Regions from separate parts of the Homo sapiens genome. Here region 2 is linked to region 1. The links are chromatin loops, found by intact Hi-C in ENCODE. Cell type or tissue: heart right ventricle. All regions are shown on one strand. Links, peaks and the distances in the headings refer to the core of each region. The heading gives the core; the rest is flanking DNA.

Region 1 (8,354 bases), core at 337-8,336:
ATACAGTGTTTAGTTGAACTTCTTGTTATTTATATAAAACTTTTGTCCCTACATCTTGAAAGTTCAAGCAATAACAACATCAGAAAAAATAACAATAACCACCCATATTAAGAACTTACTATGTGTCTGGGATGATGACAGATGCCTTTAATTCTCCTGTAATTCTCACAATGGCCAGATTTAAAAAGAGAAAAATAAAGCATTGATATGGTCTGAATGTTTGTTTCCCTCTCCCCCCAACCCCACCACCACCGAATTCTTATGTTGAAACCTAAGCCCTCACGTGATGGTATTAGAATATTAGAAGGTGGGGGTTTTGAGGACGTGATTATTTCGAGGGTGAAGCCCTCGTGAATAAGATTGGTGCCCTTATAAGGAAGTGAAGAAACCAGAGTTCTTCCTTTCCACCAATGTGAGAACACAGTGAAAAGATGCCATCTATGAACCAGAATGTAGGCCCTCACCAGACAATTTACGATGTTTTGTTTTAGCAGCCTGAAAAGACAAAGACAGACATTGAGTGTCAATTAACTTCGCCTAAAGTGATGCAAACAGTTGATCTCCTGTCTTGCTTTCCAAATTATTTTTGTTAACAACCTTAACTTCTGTTTCTTACCATAACAGACGGAAAATAGCTGTGTAGGTATGAGAGTAGACTTTTTTTTTAAATTAATTTCATGGTTCCTAAAAGACACCTTTGTGTCATATGATGACTAGGAGCTCATTAGCGTCTTTTATAAATTATTCTTATTGTACTGAAATGAATATACAAAACAGTATAGAATGTATCATTTTAGTCATTTTAAGTGTAAAGCGCAGCCATCACCAGTCCAACTATAGAACTTTTTCATCATCTCACACTGAGACTCTGTACCTATTAAATATTAACTCCTCATTTCCTCCTCTTCTCAGTTCCTGGTAGCCACTGATCTACTTTGTGCTTTTATGTATTTAATTATCCTAGATTCCTTATATAATTAAAATCACAAAACATGTGTTTTCCCGTGTCTGACTTATATTACTTAGCATAATGTTCTCAATGATCTTTGATGCCATAGCATGTATCAGAATATCATGCCTTTTTACAGCTGAATAACATTCCAGTGTCTGTACACACCATATTTTATTTTTCCAATGAACATCTGGATTGCTTCCATCTTTTGCCTGTTGTGAATAATGCTGACATGAGCCTAGATGTATAAATATCATGTTTTCAATTATTTTGTGTGTATACCCAGTTTTTGTTGCTGCAACAGAATAATAGTATCGCATCTTTGGAAAAGAGAATTTAACAAAAATTAGCCAGGCATGGTGGTGGGCACCTGTAATACCAGCTACACGGGAGGCTGAGGCAGGAGAATCACTTGAACCCAGGAGGCAGGGGTTGCAGTGAGCCAAGATAGTGCCACTGCACTCCAGCCTGGGCCACAGAGCGAGACTCCATCTCAAAAAACGAAAAAAAGAGAATTCAGTAATTCCTTCATCACTTTATATAACACCAGCTTGAGTTTCATCATTCAATAAATATAGTCTAATAGTTTTATTCCTTAAATGTACTTTGTTGCCCATGTGGAATAGATTATAGTGGCTTAAATTCTTTCTTCCACTAACCTTGAAACTTACAAGTTTAGTCTCTAAACTACGTGGTAATAAAAATTACTTTCATTATAAAACAGGTTTATAACAAATATTTTATATACATCAAAAGGTTGAAAAGATTTCAAATTTTAGAAAAAGAAGGACTCCTTAGAAAGAATTACAATATATCTCAGTTGATAGCCTGTATATGTAACCATTAACATCAATTTAAGTTAATACCAACCAGATTCTAACTCATAATTTTAAAGTTTATAGTTTTATAGTATGTTACATGCTTCTCTGTAGTTCACCAACAATACTTCACAAGAGCAAAAATCAGTACACTTCAAGCAAAGTTTAAAACCTGAGGGTCAAAATTAGGAAATATCTATTCATTTAAGCAAAGTGACTAAATGTACTCAAAAGAAGCAGAACTGCTTTTCATACAAATGAATGTCCCTTCATCAAAGCACAGTGCTAAATGCTATTATTTGAGGCAAAACTTTATAAATATAAATAATTTATCACACATTTTATGATTCACCATACAACTAAGGAATGTAACATAGCTTGAAATCATGTAAAAATGTTTACAGCGTAAGAACGACAAAGAATTCAAAAACATGAAGTATGCTTGCTCTAATAATTTAGAAAACAATAGATACTTTCATGGCCTATTTTCCCCAGAACAGGTTTATCATATTATTAATTTTATCCAGAGTCTTTGTTTTTTTTTTATGTCCTCGTGGTTTATATGTGCTACTGCATAATGTGTATTTGATGTCAAAATTTTCTTCATTGAAAGAAACTTTTTAGGGTGTTAGTACATTCATGTGTCTATGAATTTACCCAGTGACAATTGTTGCTGATACTAACATTTATTGTTCACTAGGTGCTACATATTATACTAAATAATTTACATACTTAGTTTTAACTATATAAAATTGTGGATGTTTATTTTTCATCTATAAAGAGGACAATTTCATATGGCTCATCCTGAGATTTTAGCTCATTTATTTCCCATAAGAACCATGAGATAGTTATTTATGTATGTCTATTTAGATATATTTAGTTATGATTTATTTTATTTTACAGATGATGAAACTAAGTCATAGAGATGTGAAATATCTTGTCCAAGTTTACCTACATAGTTAAGTAACAAACTCAAGAAATGAATTTGGCAATTTGACTGTATAGGCCATTGAATGAACTAGTCTATTACATTATAACAACAAGATAACAAGCGGTGAAATATACTCTGTGGGGGAGTTTGCTTCATTTCTGGACTCCTTCCCTTTGGTAACCCACTCGAAGCCTGTAACTGCCTAAAGTATGATCTGACTATAAACAGGAGCATGGTATCACCTAAGAGCTGCTAGAAATGCAGACCCCCGGGGAGTCTGAATCTGCATTGTAACAAGATTCCCTCGTTACAGTGTTTCGTATGAACCTTACCTTTTAAGAACAGATCTAAGCTGTCTTCATTTTTAAGACTTAATAAGCACATGCAAAACAATCCATCTACATTCAAAAGGTAAAGACAAAATAAGTCTACATGTAATAAAATGTCCTGGTTCAGGTAACCTGTGTTCAATAAGAAATAATACTTTAGATGTAATTTTGGGTGTACACAAAATGAATTCTCGTGAATGCATGCATTCCCCACACCCTTTCTTTTCGTCCTACATACCTCTTTAACTTATTCGGTGAATAGATGTCTATTATGTCTCTATTGTCATGAGATTGTGTCTTCAGTTTGCCATTTTGCTCTCTGCGATTCACACAAACTGTGGCTTTCCCTTTACACTTAGAACTTTAGGGCTTTATGTACAATCCCTGACATAGTGACAGGGAGTATTTCTTCCCACTAGATGGCAGTAACGGCAATTTAATAATACATATAAAGACACTTCCAGCTTGCTACAGGGCACTGCAAACAATGAGTGAGGGTTTCGTGAATTGCTGGACTTAATATAGGGAGCAATGACTTGGTGACAAATTGGAGAACAGTTTTTCTCTTTTGATGTCTATGTTTAAATTTTGTTTTGCATGCTTTTCAAGATTAAAAGCAGTCTTGTTTGCATATCTCTTACCCCTAGTTATAAGGAGCAGCTATTTTATGAATAATTTTCACTGGTAAGAGTGATAGACAGGTGGTTGCTAAAATAAGATATTTTGTTAGCATGACTATATAAATCATTTTCTTATTCCAGTTTTTAAGGAGATCTTTCCTTTTTTCTATAAATGACCATATATATAATTTCTAAATGCAGATATTCAAGATTCTCATGAGAAATCACATCTTGGATTGATAAATTTATTTTTATTAAGTTTCTTTCCAGTAAATGTTTTAAGAAGGCCACATACAAATGCCCTGTAGAAGTTAGGCAATAACAGCAAGGAGAGAAGAAGTTTATAGTAAAATGACAATAGGATTTTAACACATACAAATGCAATTCTACTGACATTCTATTTAGTGTTTAAATATGATTTTTTGCATTCAGAATGTTTTTACATGAATACTTAAGAAAAGAGAGAGGACAAAGCTTATTAATAAAGATGTAAATTTCTTTAGGGATATAATTATGCAACCTCATTGTTGCCTTGATGTTTCAAGGGATTGAAAATACTTTTGCCATTGATCACACTTGTCTTATATTGATCTGTGTTGAAACTCTAAAAGTGCTACCCCAGTGCTTCTCAAACTAACTGTGGTCTAAGCCAGACTATTTTTTTCCTAAATCATGAAGTAATGTTTTCCAATTTACAGTAAAAGTGGATAACTAGAGAAACTAAATGTAAAAACTGACATTAAAACATTCATATTTTATTACTTGAATCAACAGACAAATGTTGGGTTGATTTTCTATGAAATTTTCTAAAGGCTTACTCTCTATTTTTGTACTTCCATGTTTTCTAATGGGTATCAAACTGTTCTCAGAAGGGCCTGGCCCATGGACCCCACTTTGCATAGTGCTGCTCTAGACTGCTTCCTAGCAGAATGGAGCCACATCTTCCTGGGGAGTTAGGTTCTAAAGCAACCATGCATGGTGAAAACCTGGGGCCTCTCAATTAGTCTAATAAAGGCAGAATTTTTATTTTTGTTTTTTAATTTGGCTTCTTTGTTATCTGTTAATTAACCAGTTAATGATATGACTGGTTTCCATTTAGATGCTATGCAGTAGGAAAAATACATATATCTTAATGCTGGACTTACACTGAGCACAAGATAGGTGCCAAAGATGTGAAGTTCCCAGGCACAGAAACTGATACATGTCTCCCAGCTGGGACTCAGGTCTTCACCTCTGGAGAAGGAACACTGTCTTTTGCCACTATTTTACGTCTTTCAATCTGCATCCTCCTCCCTCCACCCCCAACTGCTCTTTTTCTTCCCTAGAGTGAGTACCAATGACCATATTCTCTTCCAGAGCCACATCAAAAGATTAAACAACGGCAACTTATACTGTTAGAAGGAAAAACACGATCTCTGCTCATAGAATCTGACAGTTTGTAGACATCAGCTGAGCTATGCTCACCCACTTTGGAGCAGGATGAAAGGCCAAACAACCTTCTGTGAGGACATTTTTCAGAAGCACTTTAGTAATAGGTCAATGGCAAATAGGCCTAAACTCAGATGTTTTGTGTCTGAGATCTCAATTCTGTTTGGATATTGTCACATTAATTTTCTAAGAATGTTATTTAATTTCAATATTATCCCATAAACAGGTATGTATGAAGAATATAAATATTCATACATACATTTTGAAGGTGTTTGACACATGTCAAACTAACATCAGCAACATATGTTTTACATCCAAAGTCCAAGATGAGTTAAGTGTCAACTTTTATCATTTGATTTTATGTAATTTAGCTGAGACAGGCCTCAATCTTAGCTTTAGACTATTTTGGATTTGGCCGTATATATACAAACTCATTTATCACTAAATTGAAAATATTTTCTTAAAAAAATACTCATGGAGTTATTTTAATTTCAGAACTTTACTAATACTTTTTATGATTTTAAATATATTTTCTGTTTTTCTCACTCTAATATAATGTCCAAAATGGGGAATATATTAAAATTATCCAGTTTATGTATCACATAGGAAAACACACCAAATTTCCCTAAGTACATACATTTATTTGCCAGGCATAGATCAGAAAACTAGAACATTTTATCTGTGCTAGTTTCTCCATTTGACTTAACGCTCTGTTTTTATTTGTTTTGTTATTGTATCAAAGGTGTATGTTTAAAAAATATCAATCAGTATTTGAAGCTCAAGTTAAAACTAGCACCATTTATCACTCTGTCAGACTTTAAAAAATACACACATAAAACAAACAAAATAATAGTAACCACAAAACAAAAACACTACACAAAACTGATCTGCATACCATGTAAATCTGTTTTTAAGAAAGCAGTCCTCAGGAAACTAAGAACCAATTAGTAGAAGAATAACTTACACAAGAACTATTTTCTAATTTTCTGATACCATCTACTTCCAAGCTAACACTTAATGATTGTATCATTGCCTATATAAGTTTTTTATTAATATACATTATTTTATATGAATATATGTATGTGCGGCTGGTGATATTTTTTGCGAATGTTTATATTTTTCAAGGATAACCAAATATATTTGTATTATTTTAAAGTTTAATATGCTACTTTTCATGTGCTAAGCCATGAATTTCAAAGAGTACAGTGAATGTTGTACATGGTTGTGTATATGTATGTATATCAAGTAGGGTTGAGCATTGAAAAAAATCATATAAAAACAATAGTACAGAGAAGACATTTCTATCTAAGAGGAACAGGCTGGGAAAAGTCAGCTGAAAATAAATGTACACATTTGGAGACAAAATTTTCATATAAATGAAGAGGAAAAGTTTGATTAGGATTTAATTTTTAAAATGTAAATAGAAACAATGCCAATTTAGTTTAGCTGTTTTTTTAAATTAGGTTTAATTATAACTCATGCAACAACTTAAGGATGAAAAAAACATTGGATGTTACACGTAAAATTCTTAAACAACTCTGTAATAGGGCACATCCTCAAATCCTTTAACTTATGCTTGACTTTAGTGAGGAAAAGAGGGTCATATTTGTAATATCATTTAAAATGACCTTTTTCCCAAGAGCATCTATTAAGGATTTGGATAATGATGATGGTGATTATGATGATACAGAGGATAAAGTTAATAGTTAGAATTTCCATGGAACTTACTGTATGCTAGTATTGCTTTAAAGCTCTACACATATTATTCTATTCTGTTGTGAGAAGTAGATAAATTATAAATCAAATATTATGTTATTAATATCATTCTGTTTTGAAGCACCTAGTGTCTACAAGTTCACTCTTCCAAAGTACTGCCATAAGCGTTGAACCAATTTCCCAGTTTCCTCTCAGGCTAGTTTTTATGTAGCAGAGAGAACTCTCTCTCTTTTTTTTTTTTTTTGTGACACAGTCTCACTCTGTCACCAGGCGGGAGTGCAGTGGTGTGATCTCGGCTCACTGCAAAGTCCGCCTCCCAGGTTTAAGCGATTCTCCTGCCTCAGTCTCCCGAGTAACTGAGATAACAGGCGTGGGTCACCACGCCTGGCTAATTTTTGTATTTTTAGTAGAGATGGGGTTTTGCCATGTTGGCCAGGATGGTCTCAATCTCTTGACCTCGTGATCTGCCCACCTGGCCTCGCAAAGTACTGGGATAACAGGCGTGAGCCATCACGCCCGGCCGCAGAGTGAACTCTTAAAATATGCATATTCACTTATCTATGATATGAACTGAGACGTCACTGATCAAACGCCTCCAAGGGCTTCCCAACTGACTTAGGAAAAACAATCCAATATTGTTGATATGGCCAACAAGGCCTTTCATGGCCTTATTTCACCATTTTATTGTCTTTGGTATAACTCAAATATGCCACACTCTGCTCTCCTTGAAAACCTCACTGGCTCTTTTCCCTGCCTCGGGCTGCCCTTTCCCGGGCTATGCCTGGTAGCATACTTCTTCACTTCTTGCAGGTCTCTTCTCAGATGCTACCAACTGCAAAAAATCATCTGCAACCAAAAATAGAAGAAACACTCCCCATAGACACCCAACCAACTTTATTTTTCTTCACACTATTTGACACTGTCAAAAACAGTATGATGCTTTTTATTTGTTTGGTTTTTGGCTTAATGTCTTCCTCCTCTCTATGTGCCCCCAGCACCACCTGTAGAATATAAGAACCATGTTTGCTTGGGACTTTTTGTGATCACTACTATGACCTGAACGTTTAGAAGAGTACCTAGTGTATAGTAAGCATTTAATCAATGTTGATAGATTGAATTGAATCATTCTTGTCAATTTTCTCCTTACGTTCCAGCTGAACTAAATCTGCCTGACCCACACTGGTTGCTTGGAACTTAGGCTCAATGCTAAACACACACACACACACACACACACACACACACACACACACATAGCACACACATGTAACAGACATATATACAAAGACTTTTAAACACTTGTTAATTTAAAAAGCTTCTCAAAAGCATGATCTACCTTTGCTATATTATTGTTAGGATTTAAATTTTGTACAAGAAATATACTTTGTGCATGCAAAATTTAAGATGGAAAAAGTCAGATGCACCTAACAGTATGGTAGGTATACTATATCAGTATACTACGTGAAATATGAATATATAATAAACATTAATATGTATGTAATACATGTTAAATATGTAATAGATGAGTGTATACAATATATAATACATATATATATATACAGC
Region 2 (8,354 bases), core at 56-8,055, 48 kb after region 1:
TAGTGTGTTATACCTTTGATGGTTTACAATGCGGTCCTACTTCTAGGCTATATGTTGTAATAATTCATTTAATACTCCACATCTTGAGCTTGTTACAAGTTATCCGGGAACAAAAGTCCGTATTACAAAATAAAAATAAACCTTCCATGTAGTTGTCTAAAAGGCAGATTTTTTTCTTCATTCCAGTAAATTTTTTCTATATCATTTTGAAATTTAATTACATATAGGTGACTGTTCTTTCTTAATCTATCTTCTTTCCATTGCATGTAACCCTTCAAGGAAAAATATGTACCTACAAATATACTCTATAAAATTTTACTCTTTTATTATTTTAAATAATAATGTAAGACTACAAAACATATTAGTGCCTAAGTTCTTTTAAAATTTTAGATGTGATTTTAAATTATTTTTAAATTATATGTTGAATAATATGACAAAACATAAATGTCACGTCTTATCACAGGTAGTTCAAAGTGAGAATTAGAAGGTATATCCAAAGTATGATTTAGAGCTTGAATATTTTATATTTTCTATGTTCATACTTGGAGATAAAATCTTAAGTAGCCTATCTTTGCTACTAAAAAAAAAAAAAGAAAAGTTTCTGATGAAGCCTATGTTGGTAGGGACAACTAAGGTTGTTGATGAATGCTAACAGCTCTAACACACACACACACACACACACACACACACACACACACACACACACAAAAGAGAGTGAGAGGCCATTATTTTCTTAGCTGGTAGATGACTAGGTAGTTTGCAAAATGATCATTAGTGACTGGTTGCTTCTGGATTCCAGAGCAAAAGAGCTTACAATTCAAACATTATTTATGAGTGAAAACAACTGGTCATAAGGCACTAAGAGCAAAATGTACAGAGTTTGGTTTTACCTGCAGACAGTGGTCACCTGAAGCAGGAGCTGATGGCTGCCTGTCCAGGTAAGACACATGGCATGCAGCAGTGAACCTGTTTCATCCACCTTTGACCTGCTGGGCCTTGTATGTGATGTCATGTAAATTTGCCCCAGTTACAGATTGATATTGTTCACCATGAAATTAAGGCCCCAGAAAATGTGAATATAATAAGAGTAGTTACAAGTCTTTATACATGGATGCCTCTATTGTGAGGCATACAAAATTGTTAGTACATTCTAAAATAAGTAAAAACAAAAGCACCCCAAGGTTTACCACATCGTTTTGTTATGCTTTATGTTTTTTAATGAAGCCATTGCTCACTATCTCAAGTGCTGCAGGAGCTTAACCCCTGGGAAAAGGCAAGTTTCATAGAATGTGAAACTTATTTGGGCAACAGAAACTAAAACTATCTTGGAATAAATATGTTCTACATCTGATCATTTTTTATTTAATTTATTGTTGTTTGCTTTAGTTGGTGGGCACTCTATTTAGCAGTAAGAAAAAGTCAGGCTATTTCTGCTATGCACATCACTTAAAAAAAACTCATGAAAATATTAAAAATGACAGCAGAGTTAGGTAGCATTAGAGTGTGTTATAGTCCTCTAAATGTGTGTGCACCTCACAGTGGGGGAATTTGATTAACCCCAAGTGTGCCAAGTAAATCAGAGCCCAGGGGTTGGATGCAACTGCTCCGTACTGTGAGTTCACACAGAGAACATAGTTTATGCTGAGGGGTGGTTGTTGTTGTTGATGTTATTGAATGTGGGTTATTTTTAATTTTTAAAATGACACTATGGCTAGTTAGGGGTATTGGCACAGCATGGACTGATGAAGAAACTGATTACAATTATAAAGACTTCTGGGGCCAAAACAGTCAAACATACCGCCTGCTACTCATGATGGCCCCAGCAGTGTCTATATGGTTGTCAAGTATGATTAAGTGAGAAGCAAACTGTATTTATTATTTTTTTCTACAGGATTTAGATGCCCATGGATATGGCTCATAGTATTACCAGAGTCCTACTTCTTTCTAGTATTTTCCTTGAACAGTTAGAATACTCAAGAAAGAGAAAAAAACCTCCATATTATTGTATTCTCCAGAGTCTATAATATGGCAGGATAAATCAGAGAAAAATCATCTTCTCTAAGTAACTTTCACAATACTTTATCACTCTTAAAACTTGAAGTCAGTTCCCGCCTTGTTTATTTTTCACATTCTATATATTTGAAACTGACAAAAAGCAAGAAAACATATTGGAAATACACCAGTAAGATGAAAAACAAACAAACAAAATTTAACTCTGGGGAATTTATTTTTTAGAGCACATGCAAAAAAGAAAAATAACCTTTGCTTAATCCTATGGGGTCACCTATTGAAATGCAGCATCTGAACGTAGTTTATGTTTGATTTTTGTTCCCTAAGAGTATTTTTCATTTGGGAGAAGAGCACTTATTACATGTCACAAAAGAGCCTGAATGGGTATTCAAATAACTGCTGTAATCAAAAGATTCTTTTTTTCAAGGAAATGACCATAGATTTTTATACTTATTTTTGCTCTGCTATGGGTATTCTAGAATGATGGAAAGATTCTCATTTGTTTCCCCATCCCCTGGCCCCCCGGAAGCTATTGAATTGTTCTGGTTTTGTACAGTGTAGAACAATTCTGCAATAATAAAACATTTCAACTTTGTACAAAAGGTGAAGCTTTCCATTTGAAGTTTTTCTTTACCGGAAAAAAAGTAGAGAAAATGGACTGACAGCTTTAGAAAATTCAAACAATTCCCCTTGCCAAGATACGTATTTTGTGAGTTTTCTTTAATTTTGGATTTGGTGCATATGTTTCCTCTAACAATGAATGCTTTCAATTTCAGAGTTCAGTTTCTGCTCTCCCTACTCAAACCAATCTTCACCTTTTAATAGGCAATTATTTTTCTAATTGCTTTGTAAAAACTTTTTTCAGGATGATTGGGAGACACTCAGCTCTAAGGTATACATTATGGTTGCATTTAAAACAAACAGAGTGGGCTATAAACTGTAAAATGGCACTTGATTGGTAAAAGCATCTTAGAATAAGAAAAAGAAGCAAAAAGACTGTACTTCAAAGTACTAGAAAACTTTTGTAACTTACGAATTCATAAAAATCATAGGGGAATCTATTGAGAAGAATTCTTTTAAGGAACGAAGTGAGCAAAGCAGTATTGGCTGTGATTGTTTTAATGGGATAAGTAGTGTTGCAATATTTTCTGCCATTGGCATTAAATCTCACTTCACAAAATGGAATACTCTCCCACTGCTTTTTCTCTTTATAACCCATTACTTACATGGAAGTATATTTTTTTAATGTTGAAAAAAATACATAAAACCAAGCTTTCATGATCTCAACTGTTTCATATATATTCATTTGAAATACAATGTTTTGAAAAACATTTTCATGTGGCAAAATGAAACAGGAAAATACTGTTAGAAAACAAGAATAAGTAATATTGCTATATATTATGAGAATTTAACCATCAGGTGTGAAAAGAAAGGCAATCCCACTCAGCTCTGTGATACCTCACAAAAGCATGTTTAGCAATGCTAATTTTAGCATTGCCTACACAAATAGAATAATAAAAATACATGTGGCTAAGCAGTTGAGATTTGTAATTGCGATATTGCATAGATGATTCCAAAACAATTCAATTCAAATCAGGAAAATTAGTTGATATTTCATGAAACCAACTAAACCTAAAATAAAAGCTTCCTTCAATCTCGATGTTTTAAAATTAATTTATGACAGGCTGTTTAAAAGACTTGTTTAATTATTAATAGAAATGTTTTATCTCATGGTTCTCTTAAAAAGTTGCATTTGATATTATCTACCACTGACTAAACACAGAAGGTAAAATACACACATGGTTGGGCCAATATTGCAAATATCCTCATTAGTATCATGCTATAGAAAAACAATGAAGTGATTTTGTCACCAATTACTGACAATTAGCCTAAGTACAACAGTTAATTTCATGGAAATAAAACCACTATAAAATGAAAGGAACAAAACCTATCATAATTAATGGCATTTGTCTGCATTCCTCTACTGGTTATTTAATTAATGAACCATAAAAGTTTGAAGTAATTTGAACAGCTAAACACATATGCAAAATTAAAAAGCCTGTGTATCTGGATTTTCTGAATTTTAAGTATCTGTGGAAACATGTATTTGAGCAGCAGAATTATGTATATCGAGTTTTTATCCCCTGAACCTAAAGATGTCATACTTTCAGACAATGCATTTGTCAAACAATAAAACCTATTATATTAAGTTACAGAGAAATGTCTTGTGAGAGCTTGTCATTATCCTGTTATAATGCTTCTAGAGATAGTGAACTGCCAATAATTGTAAAAACATTATAATAAAAGTTCCTAGTTTCTCTCACTCTTTCTTCTCACTCAAACTTTTCTCTGCACTTGCTTCTCCCATAGTTTTTCTAATGTAACACTGTGGTCTGTGATCATGAGCGTGAGGATGTCCACTTGTGATCCCAGGTCAGTTTTGTCTCATGCATTAACTCTCTGCCACAAGTTTCAGAGCTTGCAGTGTCAGGATGTATTACGAAGTCAAATCAAGATTTAAGATGTTGTTCTGGCCTCTCCCAAAGCTGGAAAGGACTCATTTTGCAGGCTACCTACCAATTGACAAAGTAAAAACAACTCAAGGCCAGTGACTTCTAAAGCTAAACTTCAGAAAATGTACCCTTGCAAATATTTTTCCAGTTTCAACAAGTTCAGAAAACAACATTTTAAAACCTCACAAAACCTCTCTATTGACTGTTGCTTAATGAACAGCCACATGGATTTTAAAACTTTAAGTACACAAATAAACATTTTAGAGGTTTTTGGCTGTGCAGAGATAAGATCCTCTCTGGGGAGACGACTAGAAACGGCCGGGCTCCTTTGTGCAGACTCCTGGAATGTGCTTGCTTTTCATTTCTTTCTTTGTGTCTGGCACACTGGCCTCACAGGCAGTGTCTTAAGCCATGCAGGGTCAGGGCAAACAGAGAACTGCATTCATGGACAGATCAAGTTTATGTGAGAATCTGCTCCTCCACTGCCCTCAATCTCCATATGAATTGTTAATAAAATCTCAGCCTGAAAGCTCATCACCCCAACAGTGGGGAAGTCATGCAGAGAATCCTCTCGTTCAGAAAAACAAGATTTCTTCATCTTTTTCATCCTTCGCCAGCATTCGTGGGAATTCCGCCATGTAACCTCCTCCTGAACTAACCCGCACCCCCTCCCCAACCAATACCCCATTCCTCTCCACAACTCTCTAGGTCGCACCTGATCATCATCGGGGGAAGCGGGGAGCCGAAAGACAAAAGAAACATTCTTACACCCACAGCAAATCTACCACAATATCAACTTTGCCTCTGCAGTATTTTGCTGCTGTAAAAACCTTCAGGCAAAGGGAAATATCAATGCTTATTTCTTTTGCAGTTTGTGTCAAACACTAGAAAGACTTTCCCATAGCTTTATGACACCATATGAACTAGAGAGCCACAGATATAATAAAAGGTCACATAGAAAGCGAAGAACAGAGTCCTACCCTAATTAACTTGATATCTCCATGCAAATACTGGACAGGAACAAGACCCGATGTGTGTGGCAGGCAATCTTGCGTGTATCTTCTAACCTTGCTACAGTCTAGCTGGGCCTCTTCTTTCCTCTGCTTTTGCTCCTTGAAAACTGTTTTAATATCGAACGCTTTTCAGAGGGATGGGCTGATGAACGAAAACATGAATTTCCTGCTTGCCCTTTAAGGTGGGTTAAAGGGGGTGCTAGCAATCAATTACAGAACAAAAGAACAAAAAAAATGACTTAAGAACCTACAAGTGAATGTATAACAGTGTTTGCAGTCTATTTTTTTCATCTAAGTGCTTTATCTGTATTTATTTACCTTTATCATATATACAATATCTATTTCATTAAAAAAAGGATGTTTGCCCAGCAGCTCCCAAAGAAAAGCTGTTTTCTACTGAAAATGCCTTTAAATGCACTTAACTTTCATTTCAACTTGATGAGTTAACAAAGAGTAAAGAAGTTTAAAATTTTTTCTACATTTATGCTTCAGATTTTCAGATTGCTTTAACACACTCTGATCTATTTACAGAATAAAAAGTTGCATTTTCTAGTCTAATTAACATTCTGGCCCTATCAAATCTTTATTTTCTTATTTTATTTTGGTAAATAAGACAACATTAACTTTTAAACTCTGTACACAAATGATTCCAAGGTATCTTTCAGTAAACGTTTTTTGCTGCAGCTGCATATGTCAGAGAAAGTTGAATACTGTTTAAAAAGAATACTTCTAAAGTACATATAAATAAATCTGATTTGACTAAATATTATGCAAACCTCTATAACCATATATCCAGAAATGTTGTTAATATTTAAGAAGATAGAAATGCACAAACTCTCAAACACATGATTTCTTTTTTAAAGAGGTAAAATAAAAGAAACATAAAATCATTCCTTAACCATTCACATAAAAAAGTCATATACATTTATTATTTCACTGAATTTATCTAAAACAAAGTTGCTATTATAAATAAAACACGCATTTGCTCTATACCCATAGGTATCACCCTTCGTATGTGAATCATAGGAACCAGTAGGTCAAAGAATTCTCTTCTATCAAATTTGAGTCACAGAAATTTGACAAATTTTCAAAAGAAAGAAAATTTAGTTGTGTATTAAACATTCCAGTGCCTCATAGCATTCTATTTAGGTATTAAGATTTAGAAATTTATGAAATACATATTGGAACCATAATTGTAATATAAAGTTCAATATTATTATTCAGCATTGATATAAATTATTATTATAATTAATATGCATTCTACTGTTTCTGAAAGCATAGAAAGTCCAATGGCTCTTCAAATATACCTAAAAAATTTGCCTTTAAATATATAAAATCAGTAAATCAATGGATGCTGAAGACATACTTGCAGTTATGCAAATATGTGAAAAGGGCTATTTTAGAAAATGGAAAATGATCTGAAATATATATTCCTCTTTTGTGGAATAATTAAACAATAAGCTAATTTTATAGTAGTGAGTTTAATATTTAGTATGGCTATGTAAAAATCAATAATTTTTTTCATAAGACTATATGTTAATGAGTTATATCACATCAAAATGTTAATGTGATAGTTTACTTTCATTAATCACCAAAGGAATCATAATATTTTAGGACAGAATCTGTATTATCAAACCTCAATTTCTATTGTGACAAGTATTTTCTGAGAAGCAGAAATTATTGGTTTGACCATTCCCTTGAAGAATTTGCTCTTCAAAATATTAGTGAAGTTCTAGAGTAGGGCTCCCCATTCTTTTTCTAAGGGATGTGTTCCATTGATTTTCATGGGGTCTTGCAATTCATAACAAGGTGGAGGAGGAGGCAAAGTTGAATGTAGATGTTACTGGAGGGCTTGAGAAGTGGCAACCAATAGCACTCTCTTTTCTGCCTGAAACTCTGGGAGCCAAAGCGAGAGAATGTGGCCCCAAGAATAGCTTGGAGGTGGTAAAGGGTGGAAGCAATTGACAACTTGAATCTGGATGTGTGTATTTACAACGAGAATATAGATAGCAATGTGACTCCATGCTACGAGGTTTAACAAAGCTTTTAGAGAGCCTCTGATAAACCTAGAGACAAGTTGAGGTTTTCATATTGTTATGGACTGAATGTTTGTATCCTCTTAAAATTTACATGTTGAAGCCCTAACCCGCAGTGTGACTATACGCAGGGATGGAACCTCTAAAGAAGTAATGAAGGTTAAACGAGGTCATAATGATGGGACTCTGATCCAACAGTATTAGCGTCCTTATAAGAACAGACAAGAGAGAATTCACTCTTTTTCTTTCTGTGCACACACATATGGAGGAAAAGCCATATGAGGCCATAGGAAGACGGACATCTACAAGCCAGAAAGAGAGCCCTTGCCAGAAACCAAAGCCCTTGATCATGACTTCTAACCTCTACAACCGTGTGAAAACAAATTTCTATTGTTTAAGCTGCCTAATCTATGGTATTCAATTATAGCAGCCCAAACAAACTAATGTTATCACATGTTAAAACCAGCAATAACAACAATAGCAAGTTGAAATAAACCAGAACTTCATTCTAAGGATAATTTTGTTTTGCTTGGTATCTTCTCCCTTCCAGTAGAGCCAGGTGAAGTAGGTAAGTACTTCAATATTTGTCCCTGCTTCTGTTATAAAATGTTAACCTTACCACCCACCTGCTGGATAGCTTGTAGATCTGTCTTTAATCAAAATTATCAATTACATACCTAAACTAGAGAGTATAATGGTTAATTTCTCATGTAGTTATTTTCCTTCAAAATTCCGATTTGAGAAAAAATCTATAGTGTAAGGATGAAGAGTATAGATTTTTG

The links. A loop is a pair of places that touch in the nucleus more often than their neighbours do. Peaks named below come from ENCODE experiments on the same cell type or tissue, not always from the same donor. Only the 100,000 strongest peaks of a DNase experiment are listed, where the experiment ranks them.
Region 2: it touches region 1 in a loop (3.0-fold over the local background); 4 of 110 quality-filtered maps call a loop at or near these places.

Annotation. Positions count from the first base shown.
Region 1 is chr21:16,325,626-16,333,979 of GRCh38, reverse strand. The region is part of intron 4 of MIR99AHG (mir-99a-let-7c cluster host gene); the gene reads right to left. Among named protein-coding and RNA genes, the nearest start is that of SNORD74B, 45 kb to the right of the region's middle. In heart right ventricle, for the core only: CTCF peaks have their summits at 3,233 and 3,436 (motif pointing right); no DNase peak of the experiment used is centred there; H3K4me3 peaks cover 564 bases.
Region 2 is chr21:16,277,012-16,285,365 of GRCh38, reverse strand. All of the region lies in intron 4 of MIR99AHG (mir-99a-let-7c cluster host gene), which reads right to left. It overlaps SNORD74B (small nucleolar RNA, C/D box 74B), which reads left to right and starts at 598; the gene lies at 598-670. In heart right ventricle, for the core only: no CTCF peak of the experiment used is centred there; a DNase peak (open chromatin) is centred at 4,912; H3K4me3 peaks cover 3,431 bases; H3K27ac peaks cover 5,506 bases.